2 separate regions of the Homo sapiens genome follow, and region 2 is linked to region 1. Evidence: read pairs that join two places in POLR2A ChIA-PET (ENCODE). Cell type or tissue: OCI-LY7. All regions are shown on one strand. Each heading gives the region's core, and the rest is flanking DNA. Links, peaks and the distances in the headings are about the cores only.

The links. Peaks named below come from ENCODE experiments on the same cell type or tissue, not always from the same donor. Only the 100,000 strongest peaks of a DNase experiment are listed, where the experiment ranks them.
Region 2: POLR2A ChIA-PET joins it to region 1 with 5 read pairs; 11 of 35 experiments call an interaction of 5 or more read pairs at or near these places.

Annotation. Positions count from the first base shown.
Region 1 is chr2:68,292,939-68,298,691 of GRCh38, reverse strand. CNRIP1 (cannabinoid receptor interacting protein 1) reads left to right here. Exons shown (of 3, transcript NM_015463.3): 3 at 4,666-5,682. The coding sequence ends at 4,830. All of the region lies in intron 1 of PPP3R1-AS1 (PPP3R1 and CNRIP1 antisense RNA 1), which reads right to left. Among named protein-coding and RNA genes, the nearest start is that of CNRIP1, 24 kb to the left of the region's middle. RefSeq lists a silencer at 2,978-3,077. In OCI-LY7, for the core only: a CTCF peak has its summit at 4,283 (motif pointing right); a DNase peak (open chromatin) is centred at 2,981.
Region 2 is chr2:68,159,798-68,165,550 of GRCh38, reverse strand. PNO1 (partner of NOB1 homolog) reads right to left here. Exons shown (of 7, transcript NM_020143.4): 3 at 3,785-3,868; 4 at 3,226-3,286; 5 at 2,888-3,005. Among named protein-coding and RNA genes, the nearest start is that of PNO1, 4.8 kb to the right of the region's middle. In OCI-LY7, for the core only: no CTCF peak of the experiment used is centred there; no DNase peak of the experiment used is centred there.

The DNA.
Region 1 (5,753 bases), core at 426-5,425:
TTACCAGCAGTTACATTTACTTCAACGTGACCTTAGGTCCCACATTAATAAACCAAATTTGAAATATTAATATGAACACTTAAATATATCTTTAGCTATGACTGTTGCTATTGGCAGATTTTAACTTTGGTCTCCTTTGTTACTGAGAATTCTTAGATTGAGACTTTTGAAAATTTTTTTAGACATAAGCCTTACGTTTTTCTTGTCTGGTTGTAATCAGCTTGGTGGGCTTTTTATTTTTATAACCAACTTTTATTTCAAAAAATAAAAATCTCAGTGTTGTTTCTCTGTTACCTAGCATGATTTTAAGCTGCTTCCTTCAAAATATTAGCTGGCATTTGAAAAGTATTATAAAATATTTTTAGTATAAAGTTTATATTTCAGTGTATATTTTATTACAAAATATTTTTATAATTTGGAATTAAAATGTTAATTGAATTGTAAAATTCAGTTGCACTTAAAGTGTGCAATGCCTTGTGCTGGTCAAAAATAATACTAAATCCTCTTTAAAAGTCTTGGTAAATTATAAAATGAGATTTTGATTTATACATACCACCACTAACCTATTGTGAACAAAGTCATAATTTCATTAGAATGTACATATTTTTAATAGAATTTATAAAATCCCTTAGGCTTGCAGGCTGTATATATTATTGTAAGATGATAAATCCATTTCACCATTTAAAAAATTTCTGATTTTAAAAGTAACATTTATTGTAGAAAAAATCTGAGTAAGGATAGAAAAATTCAATTTCTTTACTTAGAAGGTAATATTTTTCATTTTTTCTATACATCTTATTTTACATATTTGAGCTCATAATGTATATAAACCATTCCAATTCATCTTCCTTTAAACATTGTTCTAAGCATTTCCTTGAATCATCGACAACCCTAAATTCCTAATTGCTCTGTAAGTTTATCATATGGATATGCCACCATTTTCATATTTTCCTAATGTTGGATGCTTAGATTGTTTCTGGCACTCAGAAATTGTCACTAAGTTGTTAGAGGAATAGTATCTCTTTAAAAGTTTATATTTCTTTAATTACTAATTACATTTGAATATTTTTGCAGGTGTTAGTCATTTTTTCCTTTTTTTTTTTTTTTTTTTTTTTTTTTTTTTTGAGACAGTGTCTTGCCCTGTTGCCCAGGCTAAAATGCAGTGGCAAGATCTCAGCTCACTGCAACCTCTGCCTCCTGAGCTCAAGCGATCCTTTCACCTCAGCCTCCTGAGTATCTGGGACTACAGACACACACTCCCATGCCCAGCTAATGTTTTTAATTTTTTGTAGTGACAGGGTTTCACCATGTTGTCTAAGCTGGTCTTAAACTTCTGGGTTCAAGTGGTACTACTATGTTGGCCTCCCAAAGTGCTGGCATTACAGGCATGAGCCACTGCGCCCAGCCTATGGTTTTTGCTTTGTTTTGTTTTGTTTTTAATGAACCATTCCAATTTTTTATTCCAATGTTCCTCGTAGTACTTACTAATAATGCATATGGTCCTTTATATTAAGGATAATGACTATTTGGTAATACTTTTGGGAAATACAGTTTTGGTTTAATTTTTTTTCTGGTAAAGTAATCGTTAAATTTTGAAAATACAAATAAGAATATAGAAGAAAATCTGCTAGGTGCAGTGGTTCATGCCTGTAATCCCAGCGCTTTGAGAGGCCGAGGCTGGTGGATCACTTGAGGTCAGGAGTTCAAGACCAGCCTGGGCAACATGGTTAAACCGCGTCTCTGCTAAAAAATATAGAAGTTGGGCCGGGTGTGGTGGCTCACGCCAGCACTTTGGGAGGCCGAGGTGGGTGGATCACGAGGTCAGGAGTTCAAGACCAGACTGGCCAACATGGTGAAACCCCGTCTCTACTAAAAATACAAAAAAAATTAGCCAGGCGTAGTGGCACACACCTGTAATCCCAGCTACTCAGGAGGCTGAGGCAGGAGAATTGCTTGAACCCGGGCAGCAGAGGTTGCAGTGAGCCGAGATCGTGCTGCTGCACTCCAACCTTGGGCGACAGAGCTAGACTCCATCTCAAAAATATAATAAAAATTAAAAAAAGAACATAGGAGAAAATAAAACAGTCCATCAGGATTTCTAACATTAAATACACACACACACACACATACACATATATACACATACATTTTTTTTTTGAGACAGGGTCTTTATTGCCCAGGCTGGAATGCAGTAGCATGATTATAGCTCACTGCAGCCTCAAACTCCTGGGCTCAAGCAATCCTCCTATCTCAGTCTCACAGTGTGTGCCACCACACCCAGCTAATTTTCAAACATTTTTTGTAGAGGCAGGGTCTCACTATGTTGCCCAGGCTAGTCTCAAACTCCTGGTCTCAAGCGATCCTCTCATCTTGGCCTTCCAAAGTGCTGGAATTACAGGTGTGAGCTGCTGCACCTAGCCAAGTTTAATTTTAACTGAATTAATACTTCATGTTCTTCATGGTATTCTGCTTAGTTCATGTAACAATATAAAATAAAAACTGTATTAAATACTTTACATTTAAAAATATTACATGGTATTCCATTATATAGATATGCCACAAATAGTGCCTTAAAGATGGACCTTTAGTGTTGCATTGTTTACTACTCTAAACTTTGTGATGTTCTTAAGATAAATTATAAATGGAATTGCTGGGCCTGAATGTACTCACACCTTTAACTTCATGCAAATGATCCTTCCAAAAGGCTAATTCAATTCCCATTAGCAGCATTTAGAATACCTGTTTTCTTATAGCTCACTAAAAATGGATATTTCTATTTTTCTTAACTTTGAGGTATAGTTTACATGTAATAAATGGACTCATCTTAAGCATACAGTTCAATTAGTTTTGACCAACATATATGTACAGCCATGTAACCACCATCCCAATCAAGATACAGAATGCTTCCATCACCCCTAAAAAGTTCCCTCTTGCACATTTGCATCAGTTCCCCTTCTCACCCTAGGCTCTAGATAACCACAGATGTTTCCTGTCAGTGTAGGTTACATTCTGTCACTATATAGATGGATTCATACAGCATGTACTTTGGGGGCCTAGATTATTTTGCTTAGCATGTCTTTGAGATCCATCCCTGTTGCTGCTTGAATCAGCATGTCTTCCTTTATTGTTCAGCAAAAGGCCATTTTATAAATATACCAAAACTTGCTTATCAACATGTGAATAAACATTTGGGTCAATTCCAACCTGGGGCTATTGTGAATAAAGCTGCTGTATGCTTATATAGGTCTTTAAGCCATGACTCTCTAAAAAGAGGTAATCCACTTTCATACCTGGGAGGTCTGTGGACTCTAGGTATATCATCCACTATTTCAAATCAAGCAAATTTCCCAGAGGAAAGCCTAGATCTTGTTTTGGGATCAAATTAGCAGGATGAGGCAATGGTGCAAGATATAATTTTGAGAGCATCTTGGAAAGCTATCTGGAAAGCACCTGATCACCCTCCTCCTGTATCAGCAAGAAGCATAAGACTCCTAATGCTCACTGCCTTCCTCTGTCCACGTCTTCTGGCTCCAGACAAGTCTAAGAGTCCTGCCAAGTCAGTCCCTGTCCCCTCCCATGACAGGGGAGGGTCAGAGGAGAAAATAACGACAGGCATCATGCAGTTTAATGCCAGATCCCCTAAATAGCTCCAGAAGGCAGTAGCAGGGTCAGGCTACCCCACAGGCCACTTGAGCATCTGCCCAGTGGCCTCCAGGGTATTCCAGGTACTCTTCTCAGCTGCAAGAGAAATGTGTACTTTATACCTCAGGAGAGTTCTGTGCAGTGATTTACAGGGCCTACCTTCTGGAAGTAGAATGCTAACTTCTTAAGAGCAACAATCCTGCCTTATACGAATTTTTATACATGCAAGGTACATAGCAGATACTCAAATATGGTTCTGGGTAATGTATAATCTAAGCCCAAGATGTAGGCATGGACTCCTGACTTATAAGTATTCAATGTTTAATAGTTAAAATATGGCCTTTAACACTTCCAATGAAATATTTTCAGTTATCACTTTGAAATATTTTTCTTTGGAATTGAAACTAATGATGGAAATTTTATGTAGATGTATTGTAGACAGGTTGTTTTGTACCATTGTATTTTGAGAAAAGCCAGTAAACTTTATTCCTTCTCTTCCCTTCGCCATTCCCCTTCTGTAGCAGGGACCATTTGGGGGATGAACATGGGGGTTTGTTTTAGAGACAGAATCTTGCTTTGTTGTTCAGGCTATTCTGGAACCCCTGGCTTCAAGCTAGCATCCTGCCTCAGCCTGGGATTACAGGGGTGAACCACTGCACCTGGCCAGCAGGGGCCATTTTAGAGTAAGCTTTAAAATTCTAAGTTTTCAAAAAATTAAACTTGAAAAACAAGATAAACTTTGCAGTTATTTTTATTAAAAGCAATATGATAGCGAGTGGCACGTTTGCAATGGGAATCAGATTTTATAGAGAAGAATGGTTTACAGACAGCTTTTTAGGAAAATATCTCCCATCATAAAGGAGGGAGCTAGACCACTAAAGGAAAGCCTTCCGAGCCTTGCAGACCAAGAGAATCTGGACTGGGTCTGCTTGATTATCCAGGAGCTACATCACTAATGTTAGCTCTCATCTATTGCTCGTGGCAGAATGAGGTTTTTTATCAGGCATGTTTCTCTTCCCTCAGTTCACAGACATTGGGACCTTCGAGACAGTGTGGCAAGTCAAGTTCTACAATTACCACAAGCGGGATCACTGCCAGTGGGGAAGCCCCTTCTCTGTCATTGAGTATGAATGCAAGCCCAACGAGACACGCAGTCTGATGTGGGTGAACAAGGAGTCCTTCCTCTGAAAGTGGCTCTTTCTGATGCTACTGGACAATCTTTTCAGAAATCTACTTTTAGATAAACCAGCGCAGGCCTTAAACAAGGCATGCCACACCATTGCTGTTCCCCATCTGGTACTAATGACCTACTAGCCCTGGTTATTTTGAAAGTGTAATTCCCCTCTGACACAATATCCCTCACATACAAGATGGTGATGTACCACTCCCGAGAATATTCCCATCTGTATTTTGTGCTGATGTTCCTGCATCCAGTTGTTCTCGGTCATACTTTTGACCACTTGTGACTGGAGTTCAGTGGCCCTGGCAGGCTTGTCCTGCTCTTGACCATTCCACTGACTAACTTTGGTGTTTTGTTTCCAAGTTAAGTGATTCCTCCTTTTTTTTGTTCAATGTTAAATTTAAAAATAACAATGTGTATGGGTCCTCCCATGTGTAATATGGTAACATGTAACTTGCAGTGTTTGCCAGCTTTCAAAGCAGGCTTTGTGAAAATGTAATACAAACAGCAGTGAATGGGACTCAAATGTTGTGCTTCCTATAAACAGCTCCGCTCTTTCAGGGAAGGATGGTAACAAACTAGAAGGACAAATATGTACGTATTTATAACGTATTAAAACTCTTTTAAGTAGCTTAAGGTATTGTGCAATGGCCTAGCCTAGTAGAAATGGGGGAAAAGCATTGCTGTGGACCATTGTTAAAGTGACAGGAGTTGTAGGGTTACCCCTTTGACAAGCTTCCATAGTCTTCAGACACGCACATTGATGGCATCCCTACAGTCTTCTTCACTTGAACTTTGTAAAACTGCATATGGACCTGTAATCAACTTTTGATATTTCTTAATAAAGGCGTTGAAAATCATGCCCTGACTTGCATTCTTAATTTGGGCAATAATTATCTAGCAGGTGAATCCCTGCTCTAGGCCAGCTTCA
Region 2 (5,753 bases), core at 430-5,429, 130 kb after region 1:
TTTTTGAGATGGAGTCTCACTCTGTCGCCCAGGCTGGAATGCAGTGGTGCAATCTTGACTCACTGCAGTCTCCGCCTCCCAGGTTCAAGCAATTCTCCTGCCTCAGTCTCCCAAGTAACTGGGATAACAGGCATGTGCCACCACACCCAGCTAGTTTTTTTTTTTTTGTTGTTTTTTTTTTTTTTTTGAGACGGAGTCTCGCTCTGTCGCCCAGGCTGGAGTGCAGTGGCGGGATCTCGGCTCACTGCAAGCTCCGCCTCCCGGGTTCACGCCATTCTCCTGCCTCAGCCTCCCAAGTAGCTGGGACTACAGGCGCCCGCCACTACGCCCGGCTAATTTTTTGTATTTTTAGTAGAGACAGGGTTTCACCGTTTTAGCCGGGATGGTCTCGATCTCCTGACCTCGTGATCCGCCCGCCTCGGCCTCCCAAAGTGCTGGGATTACAGGTGTGAGCCACCGTGCCGGGCCATGGATTTCTAAATTCATGAAAGCTTTCAGGGCTACTCAGCCAGTCCATGACTTGATGATTTAACCGAAGATTTTTTTTTGACTTTATAATTGCGCCAAAGTGGTACACACTCGGAATGCTCTTCAGTTTTCAAAGAGAAGTATCCTATGATATCAAATGAAGTATCAAATGAACTTCTGACTTATGAGATCATTAATTTACAACAGGTTTATCTGGACGTAACCCCACCATACGGTGAGGAGCATCTGTATATGGATTTTAAATTAATTAATTTTTTATTTTTTGGATACAAGGTTTCACTCTGTCACCCAGGCTAGAGTGCAGTGGTGCCATCATGGTTCACTGTGGTCTTGACATCCTTGGTTCAAGCAATCCTCCCACCTGAGCCTCCTGAGCAGCTAGGGCTACAGGTGTGCACAATCACACCTAATTTTTATATTTTTTGTAGAGATGGAGATCCCTATGTTGCCCAGGCTGGTCTTGAACTTCAGGGCTCAAGCATTCCTTCCTCCCACCTTGGCCTCCCAAAGTGCTGGGATTATGGGCATGATCCACTGCGCCCAGACTATATGTGGTATTTTTATTTTTATTTTGTTAGAGTCTCACTCTGTCGCCCAGGGTTGAGTACAGTGGCACGATCGTGGTTCCCTGCAGCTTCAACCTTCTGGGCTCAGGTGATCCTCCCACTTCGGCCTCCCAAGTAGCTGGGACTACAGGTGTGGGCCGCCACACCCGGCTAATTTTTGTATTTTTTTGTAGAGAAGGGGTTTCACTATGTTGCCCAGGCTAGTCTCAGACTCCTGAGATCACGCCATCCACCTGCCTCAGCCTTCCAAAGTGCTGGGATTACAGATGTGAGCCACCATGCTTGGCCATATTTTTAAATGTGGTGTGCATTTGCACATTTCCAGTTCAAAATAGCTTCTCCCAAGGCTCCATATTTCTGACTCTAGGCTCAATCCATAAAAGATCAAACAATATAATTATATGCCTGGCTTCAGGTAAAGAGGGCCACCAACACAGTAGTATAGTTATCCTTAAAGTGTAAAGAATGTACAAAATTTAGGTTCTATATAATGAAGAGTCCTTCAGTATGGAGCAAAATTGAGATATTAAATGAAATTATTTCAGAATTTAGTCATAGGCAGAACCCTCCTCCTCTCAGTCAACTGTTCAGTTTCCCAACTTCATGGCATTATATAATCTCTGAGCCATCTGCCAGTAAGATCCCCAGCCTGGGCAGCTTCAACCTCAGACAGGGGTAATCCCAGCTTCACTTCTGGCACCTTTATTTTAAGCCCCTCTCATCTTGTTTATGTTCACATATAACTGCTCTCTAGTTTTGCCTAATGTACGATATTCCCCTCCTTTTATAAAAGGCCTTAACATATATATGTATATACATAAAGTAGATATATACTTCTAAAGACTCACAAGGGCATCTGAAATAGTGATTGCTTGTTCTCCCCTAGTGATTTAATAGATTCCCTTGAGTAAGTATGTATGTATGTATGTATGTATGTATGTATGTATGTATGTATTTATTTATTTGAGACAGAGTCTCACTCTGTCGCCCAGGCTGGAGTGCAGTGGCATGATCTCGGCTCACTGCAACCTCCTCCTCCTAGGTTCAAGTGATTCTCCTGCCTCAGCCTCCCGAGTAGGTGGGACTAAAGGCGTATGCCACATGCCCGGCTAATTTTTGTATTTTTAGTAGAGAGAGGGTTTCACCATGTTGGCCAGACTGGTCTCGAACTCCTGACCTTAGGTGATCCGCCCGCCTCAGCCTCCCAAAGTGCTGGGATTGCAGGCGTGAGCCACTGTGCCCAACCCGAGATATTATTTAAATCTTCACCTGTAATAATTTCTTTTAATAGCATTTCCTCATTGTTAAATGAGAAAAGAATATATAATTTCTTAAATTTTCTCAACTTAAGCCTCTTTCAAAGTTGGTGACCATCTATTCACCCAAAAGTATACAGATGATTCCCAACTTAACACGGTTCGAACTGGGATTTTTCAACTTTACAAGGGTGCAAAGGTGATACACATTCAGAATGCTCTACTTCAAATACACATACAACCATTCTGTTTTTCATTTTTAGTACAGTATTCAATATTCAACACTCTGTCATAAAGTAGAATTTGTGTCGGATGACTTTGCCCAACTGCAGGCTAATGTGTGTTCTGACCATGTTTATGATAGGCTATGCTAAGCTATAATGTTCCATAAGTCAGGCATATTAAATGCATTTTAGACTTATGATATTTTCAATTTATGATGGATTTATGAGGAGCATCTGCACTGACAAAGATTTAGCAGCAACATTATGCATAAAATACAACTGTTATGACTTTCTTAAAACAAAAGATCAAATATAAATTATGACAATAATTTTCTCAAGATCAGATACTTACACATCAGCCAAAACTATCCTTGTCCGTGTCACATTCTCTATGGTGAATTTGGTTTTTCCTCCTTTGCCAGCGATTCTTCCTATTGCCCTGGATAGATGGTCTCCCTTTAGGGGTTTAACTAAACAAGAAAAGCAAGATCTCAGGAGGCAAGCCATTCTAGTGTACCACCCATTCCACATAAAGTTTAATCATAAACTAAATTTCTCTAAAGGACACAAAGTGTATATATATATATATAAGTTGCTAAAAATACAGCTCAATTGATGCTATTAGAAAACTGAGAGTCACATCACAATACAAAGTCAGCGACACAAGAGCGCAGACCAACACACACTCACCATCTGTAATTTCAAAAGACTCTAGGAAGAGGTCATCCAACCTGATGAGGGCAAGTGCATCCTATAATATAAAAACAAACACCGTGAAGCCCCTTCCATTTGCACACCTGAAAAAGAGTAAAGTGCAAAGCACTATGGAACTAAAATCCACAAACTCTAGAGCTAGAAAGCTTTTTTTTTTCCCTTGGAGACAGAGTCTTACGCTGTCGCCCAGGCTGGAGTGCAGTGGCGTGATCTTGGCTCACTGCAATCTCTGCTTCCCTGGTTCAAGTGATTCTCCCACCTCAGCCTCCCAAGTAGCTGGGACTGCAGGCATGCACTACCACACCCAGCTAATTTTTTTGTATTTTTAGTAGAGATGGAGAGTATCGCCATGTTGGCCAGGATTATTTTGAACTCCTGGCCTCAAGTGATCCACCTGCCTCAGCCTCCCAGAGTGCTGAGATTACAGGTGTGAGCCACTGTGCCTGGCCTTTTTTTTTTTTAATGCCTAATCCATTGAAATGTTCACATTGAATATTTTTAAAGTCCCCATTTTAGATATCATGGAATTACTCACCTCCACCTGAAAGCCGAGAATAAAAGCTTTCACAAAATCAGCTGCTTTTGTCAGAGCACTAACATCCTTGGTTTCTTTACAAGTCTGTTAAAAAACAAAAAAGGGTACAAAATACCGTTGAGAATCAAACAGAAAATGTCCTAACAAAATACTGGAAATGTCCTTTCCCATTATTGGAGAATTTCCTTCACCACCACCTTTCCCTAATATATTCTGTATGACACAGGTTCTGGTCAGATAAGTGCTGTACTTTATTTGCAAAACAAAACGTTCCCAGCTCCAAAGCTTGGCTGTTCCACCCAAAGAGTGTCAAATAACTAACCGCACTATATGATCAGATTTTGGGGTTAACAGCAAGACTCCTCTGGCACAACCCAATCTCTCCCATTCTGAAGAACCTCTACCTTCTGTCCATCCCTTCAATGCCCAATGTCCTCTTCTCTTCTCTCTCAAGGCAGTCTTCCCTGGGATTCCTGACTTAATCTTCTTAGTTATCATTTATATGCTGATGTTTCTTAAACCAACAGCTCCAGGCCTAACTACCTGCATGCACTGATTGGGGAAATAAAGAATGAATGAAGCACTGAACCTGTCCTCAAAGTTTATTTGAGAAATGCAGAAATAACTGTTATTCATAAAAAGCCTACCACTGTAAATAACACGTACTATAAATAACATGCTTTACACACCATAACTCTAACCTTCACAACAACTTTGAATGTTAAGTGATATGACTACCTTCGTATGTGAGGAAACTAAAGTACTAAAAAGCAAAAAAGGTAAGATTTAAACACAGGTCTGATTTCAAAACTGTTATTTCCACTGTCCCATGCACATTCACAGTCTAGTTGAAGAGACCACGTATTCAACAAATGTAAAACCATATGGGCTTGTGCAATGGGAGAGTCCCCAGAGCTTTCCCATTTAAAACTAGACCCTAGTTCCAATCCTATATGTGACCTTAGACAAGTCCCATAGATACTTTAGGTCTTGAGTTTTCTCATCAGTAAAATGAGGAGGTCAGAGTAGAAGATCCTGAGTGTTCCCTACTAGTATAATAGAAAATTTCCCTTATTAGACTGATGACTGTGGCCAAGTTTCCTCACATCTTTAAGATGGGAATATCCTGAAGACTAAATGATGTAGAGCATGGTGTAATACCACTGTGTGTCTGGTATATGGCAGCATCAACAAATGTTAGTGGAATCCAAAGTGATTATCCTGCAATAAATAGGACAATAAAGCACATGAAAAGTTTAGGCACTGAAGATATGACTGAAAAATGGACATACCATAACAGAGAAAGAACTTGAGCTAGACCCGGAAAGATACTGGAACTGAAGTATAAAGAGAAAGGAGTAGGGAGGAGCGGACCTCTTTCAAAGGCCAAAGCCACCAAAAAGTATGGACATAAACAAACTTTATGATCCGTGAGAGACAAACTTGTGACTGAGTCTCCTACTTGAAAAGCAAGTTAAGTCCAAAACTTTTTCCTTTAGAAATGTTGAAGATGCTCACGCCTGTAATCCCAGCACTTTGGGAGGCAGAGGCGGGTAGATCATGAGGTCAGGAGATCAAGACCATCCTGGCTAACACGGTGAAACCCTGTCTCTACTAAAAAATACAAAAAATTAGCCGGGCGTGGTGGTGGGTGCCTGTAGTCCCAGCTACTCAGGAGGCTGAGGCAGGAGAATGGCATGAATCCAGGAGGCGGAGCTTGCAGTGAGCCGAGATTGCGACACTGCACTCCAGCCTGGGCAACGGAGCAAGACTCTATCTCAAAAAAAAAAAAAAAAAAAAAATTTTTTTTTGTTTTTTGAAGATGCCAGGATGTCATAAAAGCATTGTGATCTGGGAAACTTAATCTGGCACTGGCAGATGGATGAGTGGAGAAAGGAGAGACGTCAAACAATGAAGCAAGGGAAACCTACAACGAAACCACTCCTTGGCAGGAAACCATAAAAGCCTG